Regions from separate parts of the Homo sapiens genome. Here region 2 is linked to region 1. Evidence: read pairs that join two places in POLR2A ChIA-PET (ENCODE). Cell type or tissue: MCF 10A. All regions are shown on one strand. Each heading gives the region's core, and the rest is flanking DNA. Links, peaks and the distances in the headings are about the cores only.

What was found. ChIA-PET counts read pairs that join two places held together with the same protein. Peaks named below come from ENCODE experiments on the same cell type or tissue, not always from the same donor. Only the 100,000 strongest peaks of a DNase experiment are listed, where the experiment ranks them.
Region 2: POLR2A ChIA-PET joins it to region 1 with 5 read pairs; 5 of 35 experiments call an interaction of 5 or more read pairs at or near these places.

Annotation. Positions count from the first base shown.
Region 1 is chr7:45,030,999-45,036,368 of GRCh38, reverse strand. The region is part of intron 1 of CCM2 (CCM2 scaffold protein); the gene reads right to left. Among named protein-coding and RNA genes, the nearest start is that of CCM2, 33 kb to the right of the region's middle. In MCF 10A, for the core only: no CTCF peak of the experiment used is centred there; a DNase peak (open chromatin) is centred at 2,298.
Region 2 is chr7:45,134,157-45,139,526 of GRCh38, reverse strand. No RefSeq gene overlaps it. Among named protein-coding and RNA genes, the nearest start is that of RAMP3, 21 kb to the left of the region's middle. RefSeq lists an enhancer at 5,206-5,370. In MCF 10A, for the core only: a CTCF peak has its summit at 3,192 (motif pointing right); a DNase peak (open chromatin) is centred at 3,216.

The sequences.
Region 1 (5,370 bases), core at 149-5,148:
TTCTGCTCCTCAGCTTCCTTCTTACCTTTATTTATTTCACCCTTTCATAGCTGGGTTTTTATTCCATTCACCCACTAAAACAGACATGGAATCAGGAAGCTCTTTCAATAAAAACGAAAACAAAAAACACAACAGAAAGTCTTGCTTCCAGAGAAGTGCACTAACGCTGCCACCACGCCTCTGTCACTCTGTCCCCTGTGTTTCCTGCATCTCACGCACCCTTTGCCAGCTCTCTTTCTTCTACCAGTAAAGATAGATGTTCCTCAGGTCCTAGGCATGATCTCTGCTCCGGCATGCATTGGGCTGCACCACTTACTAAGCAAACTGGTTGGATGAGCTCTCACCATCTGCACAACAGGCTAACAATCCTTAGAGAAGTGCCACAGGCAATCAATACAATAATCTACATAAAGTTCTGAGCACGTCTGATATGTTGTGAACAAGCAAAATATATACCAGTTAATTTTATGACTGTATTTACCTTGACAATAAGTTAAAATTTATCTCTTCTTCCACTGCTGTCTATACATATATATATATATGTATATATGTATATAATCAGACTGTCTCCTACTCATCACTACCACAGACTATAATAAAGTTGGACCAGCATCACAGCCTAAGCTCTTCATTCGTGCCCCCAACAGGTGACACACCTGTGACCCAGGCTTAAAGCCCTATAATCTGCTAAAATGCTTCCTCTCTCACTTGGGCTGACTGGACCCACCCCTGCATCCGCCTTCTTCACCTGGAATAGCTCCCCTTGCCCGACCTGGAATAGTCTTCCCTTGACCCAGAGTGGTTCCCCATTGACCTGGAGTAGTCCCTCATCTACCTGAACTAGTCCTCTCATAGACCCAGAGTAGTTCCCCGTTGACCAGGAGTAGTCTCTCCCCTTTGACCTGGAATAGGCCCCCTCCCAGGTCCCATTCTCTGCTGCTCAGTACATCCGGTGGTAGGGGAGAGCATGGAGTAAGGATGACTAAAGGTCCTCAGAGTTGGTAACAGTTGGAGCCAGATGATGTATACAGTAGCTTTGTTAACTTTTCTCTGTATTTTTTTAATATTTGAATTTTTAAATATTTTTTGAAAATGATGAATATATTTTCTGCTTCCTGCTGATTACACTTAAACTGAGGCAAAATATAAAAGCATAAAAAATTAAGATCACCAACATCCTTACAAGATGATCCGCTCTAAGACGAACCACAGAGGGGACAGAAAGTGCTCCCAGGCTGGGTGCAGCGGCTCACGCCTATAATCCCAACACTTTTGGGAGGCCGAGGTGGGTAGATTGTTGAGCTCAGGGATTCAAGACCAGCCCGGCAACCTGGTGGGACCCCATCTCTACAAAAACTACAAAAATTAGCCAGGTGTGGTGGTTCACGCATGTAGTACCAGCTACTTGGGAGGCTGAGGCAGGAGGTTGCTTGAGCCCGGTAGGTCAAGGCTGCGGTAAGCTGTGATCATGCCATTGCACTCCAGCCTGGGCAACAGAGTGAGACCTTGTCTCAAGAAAAATAAAAACTTTTTAAAAATGCTTCCAGAAGCTGGGTGCAGTGGCTCACACCTGTAATCCCAGCACTTTGGGAGGGTGAGGCAGGCAGATCACTTGAGGTCAGGAGTTAAGAGACCAGCCTGGCCAAGATGGTGAAACTCCGTCTCTACTAAAAATAACAAAAATTAGCTGGGTGTGGTGGCGGGCGCCTGTAATCCCAGCTACTTGGGAGGCTGAGGCAGGAGAATTGCTTGAACCGGGGAAGCGGAGGTTGCAGTGAGCCGAGATTGTGCTATTGCACCCCAGCCTGGCCAACAAGAGTGAAACTCCATCTCAAAAAAAAAAAAAAAAAAAAAAAGGCCAGGCATGGTGGCACATGCTTATAATCCCAGCACTTTGGGAGGCCAAGACTGGCAAATCACTTGAGGTCAAGAGTTTGAGACCAGCCTGGCCAAGATGGTGAAACCCCGTCACTACTTAAAATACCAAAAATTAGCTGGGTGTAGTGGCAGATGCCTGTAATCCCAGCTACTCAGGAGGCTGAGAAAGGAGAATCGCTTGAATCCGGGAGGCAGAGGTTGCAGTGAGCTGAGATCACACCATTGCACTCCAGCCTGGGCAACAAGAGAGAGACTCCGTCTCAAAACAAAAAAAAAAAAAAGTGCTTCCATAAGAGCTTGCTGGGACTGGCCTGGGCTCAGAAAGCATGTGGCCTTGTGCTGCCCAGGCCCTGGCTCTATGACAGCAGTGAAGACAGGATGTCCCTAAGGCACTTTCGGGCTTCATTCTCCTTAATCCCTGACAAGCTTTGAGCCCCAGGACAAGTTTGGACATGACAGGTAGTTTGCAGTGCGGGGTTCTCATGGGAGAATGGTGAGAAATGGTCACCTATGATTTGTCAGCCAAGAAATCATGGTAAACTGTAAGTTAAAAACGGCCCTCAAAATTTAGTGATGCAATTTTAGCCATGCAAAAAATCATGTTTCTCTAGCCTCACTAAAAACACACCAGGCTTTGCTTGCCTGTGATTTCCTCTCTTCTGGCACTCTCAAGTGACAGATGGCACATGAATTACTTTTCAAATGTGTATGCTTGACCACTCACTTATTCTCCCAGGCCCTATGATGTGCAAGACCCTGGCCTGGAGGTTATGGAAATACAGAGGCATTTGGCCCATGAGCCCAGCTTTTCGGAAGCTTGCATCTCCACAGACATGGATAATCTCACATCAGCCACAGGAAAATGGCTGTCCCTAAACCATTTCTGCCTGCTAGCCCCCAAAGCTCATTCCTCCTAAATGATAACTAGCTGTGTCATGGACAGTGACTGAGCTCTGAATCTGACAGTGTGGGCAAGCAGCCTGGCTCCATTTGTTGGCTCTTCTGAAAGCTGCCTGTTAGCCAAACTAGTTACTAATCTACCTATGGGAGCAACAGGAAACCAACTCTGAGACAGGAGATTTGCCAAGATCAACCTCTAACCAAGAAGCCCACACCAAATCAACAGGTCCCACAAACCACATGCAACCTACACTGTTATTTTAATGTTGATGTACAGGTCATAAAATTATAGTCTCCACACAGAATTACAGTCTGCACTGGGAAGGACTCTGGCGCTCCCCCGTCCTACAATCCCACCCCTAAAGAGAGACCCTCTGCAGTTAGGCAGTGAGAAATAGTAGGAACTCTTGCAGGGCAAGGAAACCAGGACGGCCATCTGTAGATGCCTCTTATTGCCCAAGCATCACATCAATTCTTCCCTACATCGAGCTCAGCTCTTTCCTCCTCTGGCCTTTGCTCTTTTTTTTTTTTTTTTTTTTTTTTTTTGAGACGGAGTTTTGCTCTTGTCACCAAGGCTGGATGGAGTGCAATGGCATAATCTTGGTTCACTTAACTTCTGCCTCCCCGGTTCAAGCAATTCTCCTGCCTCAGCCTCTGGAGTAGCTGGGATTACAGGCACCCACCACCATGCCTGGCTAATTTTAGTATTTTTAGTAGAGATGGGGTTTCAACATGTTGGCCAGGCTGGTCTCAAACTCCCAGCCTCAGGTGATCCACCAGCCTCAGCCTCCCAAAGTGCTGGAATTACAGGCATGAGCCATTAGGCCTGGCTGCCCTTGGCTCTTACCCAGCAGCCAGCATGGAGCTTGCACAGACTGGACAGCAATAAACGCTGGTACTGACTCTTGATGGAACGCTTGGACCAGGCTAGGCATCTGGGGAGGCCCTTTGGTTAGAGGTGACACAGCCCCTGCCCTCAACGATGTCACAGTCAAGCCGAAGTAGTAAGACCAGAGTAAAGTAACTGAAATTAAATCCACAGTAAAAACAGTCAATCAATGCTGAAGACACACAGGATGCTCCAAAGGTACACTTAGGGCTCAGCCACCCTGTTCTTAAAGCTGCTGTTCTGAGCAGCAAGAGACAAGGAGAGGAATGAACAGGAGATACAACCTTCTGACTGCTCACAGACTAGCAGAGGAGGGCGACCCCGGAACGCCAAAGATAGGGCATGCCAAGGCGCTTCAGAGGAACCTGCCCCTTCTACCTGGGCCTCCAAATCACGAACATTTTAACAAGCAGATTCTGTGGACTACTTGGAGGCAGGCGTCTCTCTGGCCCTAGTCCTTAGTCTTCAATAGCAGCTACCCTAAGTTTCTTTTTTTAATGTCTCAAATAATTTTAATTGATGGGTAAGCCTTCCTAGAAAGTGGAATATTAACACTATTAAGTAAAGAAATGCATCTTTGCACATCTGCTGCAGCCTCCCTCTGCCACTCCTACCCATTCAGCACGGAATGCAGGGTAGCTGCTGTTCTCGCTGAGGATGATGGGGCTTTTCAGAGGTAATGTTTGCTCAGCTCTCAGCTGCAGGGGGTGGTAGGAGGGACAGCCGGTGCTGGGGAAGAGCTCTCTGCTATTCCAGATACAAAACTGAACAAGAAGCCACCTCAGATTTTTGGAAAAGAAGTTGCTTTTGAACACAAAATTTAAGCTGATGGCTGGGCGCAGTGGCTCACACCTGTAATCCCAACACTTTGGGAGGCCAAGATGGGAGGATCACTAGAGTCAGGACTTCAAGACCAGCCTGGGCAACAGGGTGAGACCTCATCTTTTAAAAAAAATACAAAAATTAGAACATAAAAATTAGCAGGACATGGTGGCACACACCTGTAGTCACAGCTACTTGGGAGGCTGAAGTGGGAGGATCACTTGAGCCTAGGAAGTCAAGGCTGCAGTGAGCTGTGATCACACCACTGCACTCCAGCCTGGGTGACAGAGCAAGACCATCTCAAAACAAATAATAATTATTAATTAAAAAGAAAAAAGCTGAGCGTGGTGGCATACGTCTGTAGTCCTAGCTACCTGAAAGACTGGGGGGAGAGAATCACTTGAACCCAGGAGCTCAAAGCTGCAGTGGGCTATGACTGCCCGCTGCACTCCAGCCTAAGTGACTAAGCAAGGCCCTCTTTTTTTTTTTTTTTTTTTTGACCTGGAGTCTCACTATACAGCCCAGGCTGGAGTACAGTGGTGTGATCTCGGCTCACTGCAACCTCCACCTCCCGGGCTCAAGCGATTCTCCTGCCTCAGCCTCCCGAGTATCTGGGATTACAGGTGTGCACCACCACACCTGGCTAATTTTTGTATTTTTATAGAGATGGGGTTTCACCATGTTGGCCAGGCTGGTCTCAAACTCCTGACCTCAAGTGATCTACCCACCTCGGCCTCCCAAAGTGCTGGGATTACAGGTGTAAGCCACTGCACCTGGGCAAGGCCCTGTTCTCTTTAAATCTAAAAAAAGAAAGAAAATAAATTTAAAGGAAAGTTCTAGTTAAAAAATAAATCGAGGCCAGGTGCAATGACTCACGCCTG
Region 2 (5,370 bases), core at 132-5,131, 100 kb before region 1:
AGTGAAGAACTAGTGTGCTCAGCCATCCCTTCTTAGCAGTGGTAAATGTCCCTTTTACTGAAATGGATTTATGGAGGGCTTTCTAGAAGTGTATATACCACATGACAGGCAACGGGGAGCCTTTTCCACTCCTGGTAAGATCTGCTCCCTGAGAGCCATGTTTGAGGAACATACGCTACTTGAAAGTTTACTTGAAGACTAGAAGCAGGAGGCAGGAATGTTTCAGCCTACAGAATAAAGGCAGGACAGTGGCAGCATGACTGGACAGGAAGACCAGAGGAGGAGCAGGAGGCTGGGGAGACAGAGAGAGGGCGGAGGGAGAGGGCAGGCAGGATTATCAAAGCATTAATAATCCACTGTAAACCCAACCTAGCCAGGGCCATTTTTTGGAGGAGTGGGTAAGTGTGGAGCCACGCCAGGCAGCAATGAGTAAGGAGGAGCAGGTGTTCCAGATCCAAGTCAGGGTGGCCACAGGCAGCCCTTGGGACCCCCTGACTTCCCTCACAGCCTTGCAGGCCTAGGTGTCTTCCAGTCGACATTTTCAGGCATCGGGGTGCAGAGAGAAAGAAGACACACTCCCTGTCTAAGTTCTCAGTCCATTTCCTTATCTGCAGAACATAGATGACTCTGTTCATAGGGCTGCTGGAAAGAGCAAATGAATTCTCAGTCCATTTCCTTATCTGCAGAACGTAGATGACACTGCTCATATGGCCGCTGGAAAGAGCAAAGGAAGAAATGCTCCTCCTCCACGCCCAGTTGACATGTCTATTTTCTTACATCCCCTTCTTTCCTACCTGAAGGATAACATTTTATGGATACTTGTTTGTGTTTTGCCTTTTTCACTTAAAGTATGTCTTAGAAATACCCTCACCTCAATTGTGGAGCTCTTCCTCCTTTTTTTTTTTTTTTTTTTTTTTTTTTGTTGAGACGGAGTCTCGCTCTGTCGCCTCTTCCTCCTTTTTAACAGCTAAAGAAATATGCTTCTAATAAACCATGAGCAAAAGAAGAAATAAAAATGGAAATGATAAAATATTTGAACTGAAAAATAATGAAACTACCACATATTAAACTTGTGGATTATGGGCCAGTGTGGTGGCTCATGCCTGTAATCCCAGCATTTTGGGAGGCCGAGGCGGGCGGATCACCTGAGGTCAGGAGTTCCAGACCAGCCTGGCCAACACGGGTGAAACCCCGCATCTACTAAAGATACAAAAATTAGCTGGGCATGGTGGCGCATGCCTGTAGTCCCAGCTACTTGAGAGGCTGAGGCAGGAGAATCATTGAACACAGGAGGTGGAGATTGCAGTGAGCCGAGATAGTGCCATTGCACTCCAGCCTGGGTGACAAGAGCAAAACTCTGTCTCAAAAAGAGAGAAGAAAATAGACATGTACATGCTCATTTGTGCCAAAGAAATATAGAAAAGGATAAATGAGGAGCTAAAGAGATTGGTCACCTAAGAGAAGGGTGGAAAAAGGGTACCCAGGGGGATGAGAACAAAGTGATAGGATGGGGAGGGGTACACTCTGCGTCTCTAGCCTTTTGTGTGACTCTTAGAGTTAAAGTAGAGTTCACACACTCAAAAAACAAGCAAAACCCAAAATGGAATGCAGACAGTAGCACTTGAGCTTCACAGCACTGCAAATGAACAGCACAGCTGCATTGAAGGGAGCAGGGAGGAAAAGAGCTCACCTAAGTCATTGTGGAAAACAGTACCGGGACTGGATCCTGTATGGCTAAAGGCAAAAAGAACCGCACAGAAATCCTGCGATGGGCCAGGCACGGTGGCTCACGCCTGTAATCCCAGCACTTTGGGAGGCTGACGAGGGTGGATCACCTGAGGTCAGGAGTTCAAGACGAGCCTGACCAACATGGTGAAACCCTGTCTCTACTAAAAATATAAAAATTAGCTGTGCATGGTGGCACGTGCCTGTAATCCCAGCTACTCAGAAGGCTGAGGCAGGAGAATCACTTGAACCCAGGAGGCGGAGGTTGCAGTGAGCCGAGATCGTGCCACTGCACTCCAGCCTGGGAGACAGAGTGAGACTATGTCTCAAAAAAAAAAAAAAAAGAAATGCTGTAATGTAGCCAGTGAATGTATTTCCTCCAAGGGTGTGGCAAGCAATTCTGAAACTACTTGAGGCATGGACTAGAACTGAAAAAATTAGTAAGAATATCATAATAATGACAGCTGGGTTTCTCACTGTTGGAAAAAGAAGTTACAAGTGAGGAAAGGCTAAAGCGAGCCCCATTGTGTTGGTTTGGAACCAGAGGTATCAGTATAAACTCAGGACTTTAATCTGCATACAAACAGATAGACACAGAAATACACATGCATGTCCACGCGTGGGTTAGCAGACATGCGTATATTTCCTAGCCTGTCTGCTGATGAGAGAGCCTCAACAAGGGACAACCCAGGAGCATGGACAGCTCTGCTAGGATCTCAGCTTCTAAGCACCATTCTCCAGTAAAAAGGCACCATGATCCTTAGAAAAATGGCTCATTCCCAGGTTGAAGCAGGGAAGCTACAAGATGAGTTTGGAGCATCTTCTCATGCCAGAAAGTGAGAAAGTGCCCAAAAAAAAGAACAGTTGTCAAAAGAACATGGGAGCCAATCTCAAGGCACTCCCAATGGCCAAAGCTGGAACAAAGTGCTAAGTAATCTAATAAATGATGGGGCAAAGGGCAGCCTTTCCTTACAGAATAATTCCAGTTAATAAGTGTAGAAGAACGAAGACAAACTACCATCAGGCAAACACCACAGTAATAAGTGGTACAGACAAGATCCACCAACGAATGTTAAAATTAGCGGGCACAAGTTTGAAAAGAACAAGTTATTAGTATAATCTCAAATTCAACCCCCAAGATATTTATTAACTACAAATGGAGAGATACACAGAGTCACTTTTCAGTGTTAAGACTTCCAGGCGAAGGCCACCAGGTTGAACAAGTTGGGTTTATTTCTTGCTGCAGTAACAAGGGAGAACACAGGCTTTGGAGAACCATAAGGCGACTTGGGGAGAGGGTGTTATAAAGGCCTCATGAGATTGGGCCTTGATTTTGGGGGAGGGTTTAAGAAAACAGGGTTTTTTTCTGGGTGGGAGGCTGTCAGGCAGCAGGAGTAATTAATTCTGTGATGAAATATCTTCAGCTAAAGTTATAGTTGGTAAAGAAGCAGCAATTGCTCACATGACCCAGGAGAGGGAGCTGTTGGGCCATTTTGTGGTTAGTTGATGTTCTCCTGAGTTACACTTGATTATGGAGCAGGCTTCTTTCTCTGAGGTCGATGTTTTGGGTAATTGTTTGTGTTCAGCAGGAGCACCCTAAGGCATGGCCCCCGGATGTCAGGGCTGCTAGTCTCTTTCTGAGCAGTGGAGACGCTCGGCAAAAATTGGTCAAGATTAGTATCACCAATAGACATTGCCAAAAGAAAACTGGCAGAGCTGCATTAAAAATCAGGTGAAATGTTGTCCTCTTACATCTTACTGGGCTTTGGCGTCTAGACCTCCAGTCCAAGGACAGGGCCAGAAACAAAGCTCATCTTCAGGCTAATTCCCTGGAACTGGAAATGCCTCCAGAGCAAAAGCAGCTTGGAACGTCTAGGCTCACCCCGCTGGGTTCTTGTCTTCTTCCAGATCTTGCTAGCTTTTTGATGCTTTCAGTAAGACTTTTGGGGGCTATTATTGTTCAGCTTCTTGAGTCATCCTCAGAGGGGAAGTTGATCTGGATTGCCTAGCTGCCAAAGGTCTTTCTTCTGATTCCTCAGGAGAAACCAGGGAGAGACTGAATATCAAATAGGACAATAGCCAGGCCATACATATGAGTAGAACTTGTCCCATAGTCTGCAGCAACCAGCCGGGATGCCAGCCTGCTATTCCTATGCAGCCAAATGCATAGGAAGTCAGACCACTCTCTCTAGCAACGATCCTGGAAGGCCAAACAATAACCCCTCTAACAATCGGCCCCAAATGGCCAGAACTTGATTAATAACTGGCAGCTTCCCTAATTTTTGTCCCTGCTTCCAACTTAGGACCAGCCAGAAACAAAACAAATATGCTCTTCTAACCAATCACATAGGCAGCCCCCTTTCTAGTGAGCTGCCCCAGCTTCCCCGGGCTGGCTGCCTCCATCAGGGCTCACCTGAGCCTCCCTTTTCCACTGTGAAGCTTTCCCTCCCTTTCCCTCTGCCTGCCTGTGAGTCTTGGCCAAATGCAGTGATGGCGGCCAGCCCCCTTGCTAGAGCAGCTCTAGATGAAGAGATTTTGCCTGTTCTCATGTGGGTGGTCTTTCTGTATTCCCACACCAGAAAGCTAGCTTTTAATGGTCCTCTAATGTTAGCAAAGAAAATAAAATTGCAAAATGTCATGGGGGTAAGTAGGCTGAAGGACCGCCATGTCTGCAGAGCATGGCGGGAGCCACTGAAATCTTTCTAGTAGGCTAGAGCACCCAGCTCTGCCACCGCTAGAGAAAGGACGGCCAAGGGGGCTTCTCCCAGAAACCTCATCTCAGAACCAGGCCTCAGTAGGGCCTTAGGCCCACTGTGGGTCTCTGACCCTGTACGACATGAGTAGTGTGGGACAGCAGTCTGGGCCACTTTTCTAAGAAGACAGAGCAGGGTGGTGCTCTGACTCCCAGCCTGGCCCTGGGGCTCCAGAGGCCAAGGGTAGTCCCAGGGCCACTCCCCAATCCCAGTGTGATACTGGCAAGTCCCTGACCAAGCTGAGCTTCAAGGCCCCCAGCTGTAAAGAAGGGGGCCCCTTGGCTGGAACAGTGAAAAGCCACTCCATTCAGGGCTCATTACCTCCTCATTCTCTACCCAAGGCATTGACCTGAGCCTCAGAATCTCCCCAGGGTCAGTGTTTCTGCAGAGTAGGGGCATCAGCTGGAAATCAAGAGTTTATGGAGATGTAGAGGCCAGGCCTGCTGCCCTCCCTTCTACAACCCCACCCCTGCTGGACTTTCCCTTCTCAGCCCAGGAGACCCAGGCCCCGGTCCCACATACCTTCCTCCCAGGCCCAGTGCCTACCTTTGTCCAGGCTCCCCTTCTCCTCTCCTCCCACCTCCCTGTCAACTGGCAAAGGGCCTTTCTAAAACGTGTCTGATCCTGCCTTGCCACCCTGACCCCTGGCCTGGCCCCCATGGCTCTCCATGGTCCAGCCCTGCCAGCCTCCCCAGCCCTCTCCCACCTCAGTGTTGGAGAAAATGACTCCCCAAAAAGACCCTGTTTCTCTGCACCTGCCAGGCTGCATGATATCTCAGCCTAGGACCATCCATGCTCCTTGCGTCCTTGTGTAGCGCTGGACTCTTCTGAAAGCTCGGGGGCGACTCCCTGTCAGAAGCCTCGCAGCTGGGGAGGAGCCTCTGTGGGTATG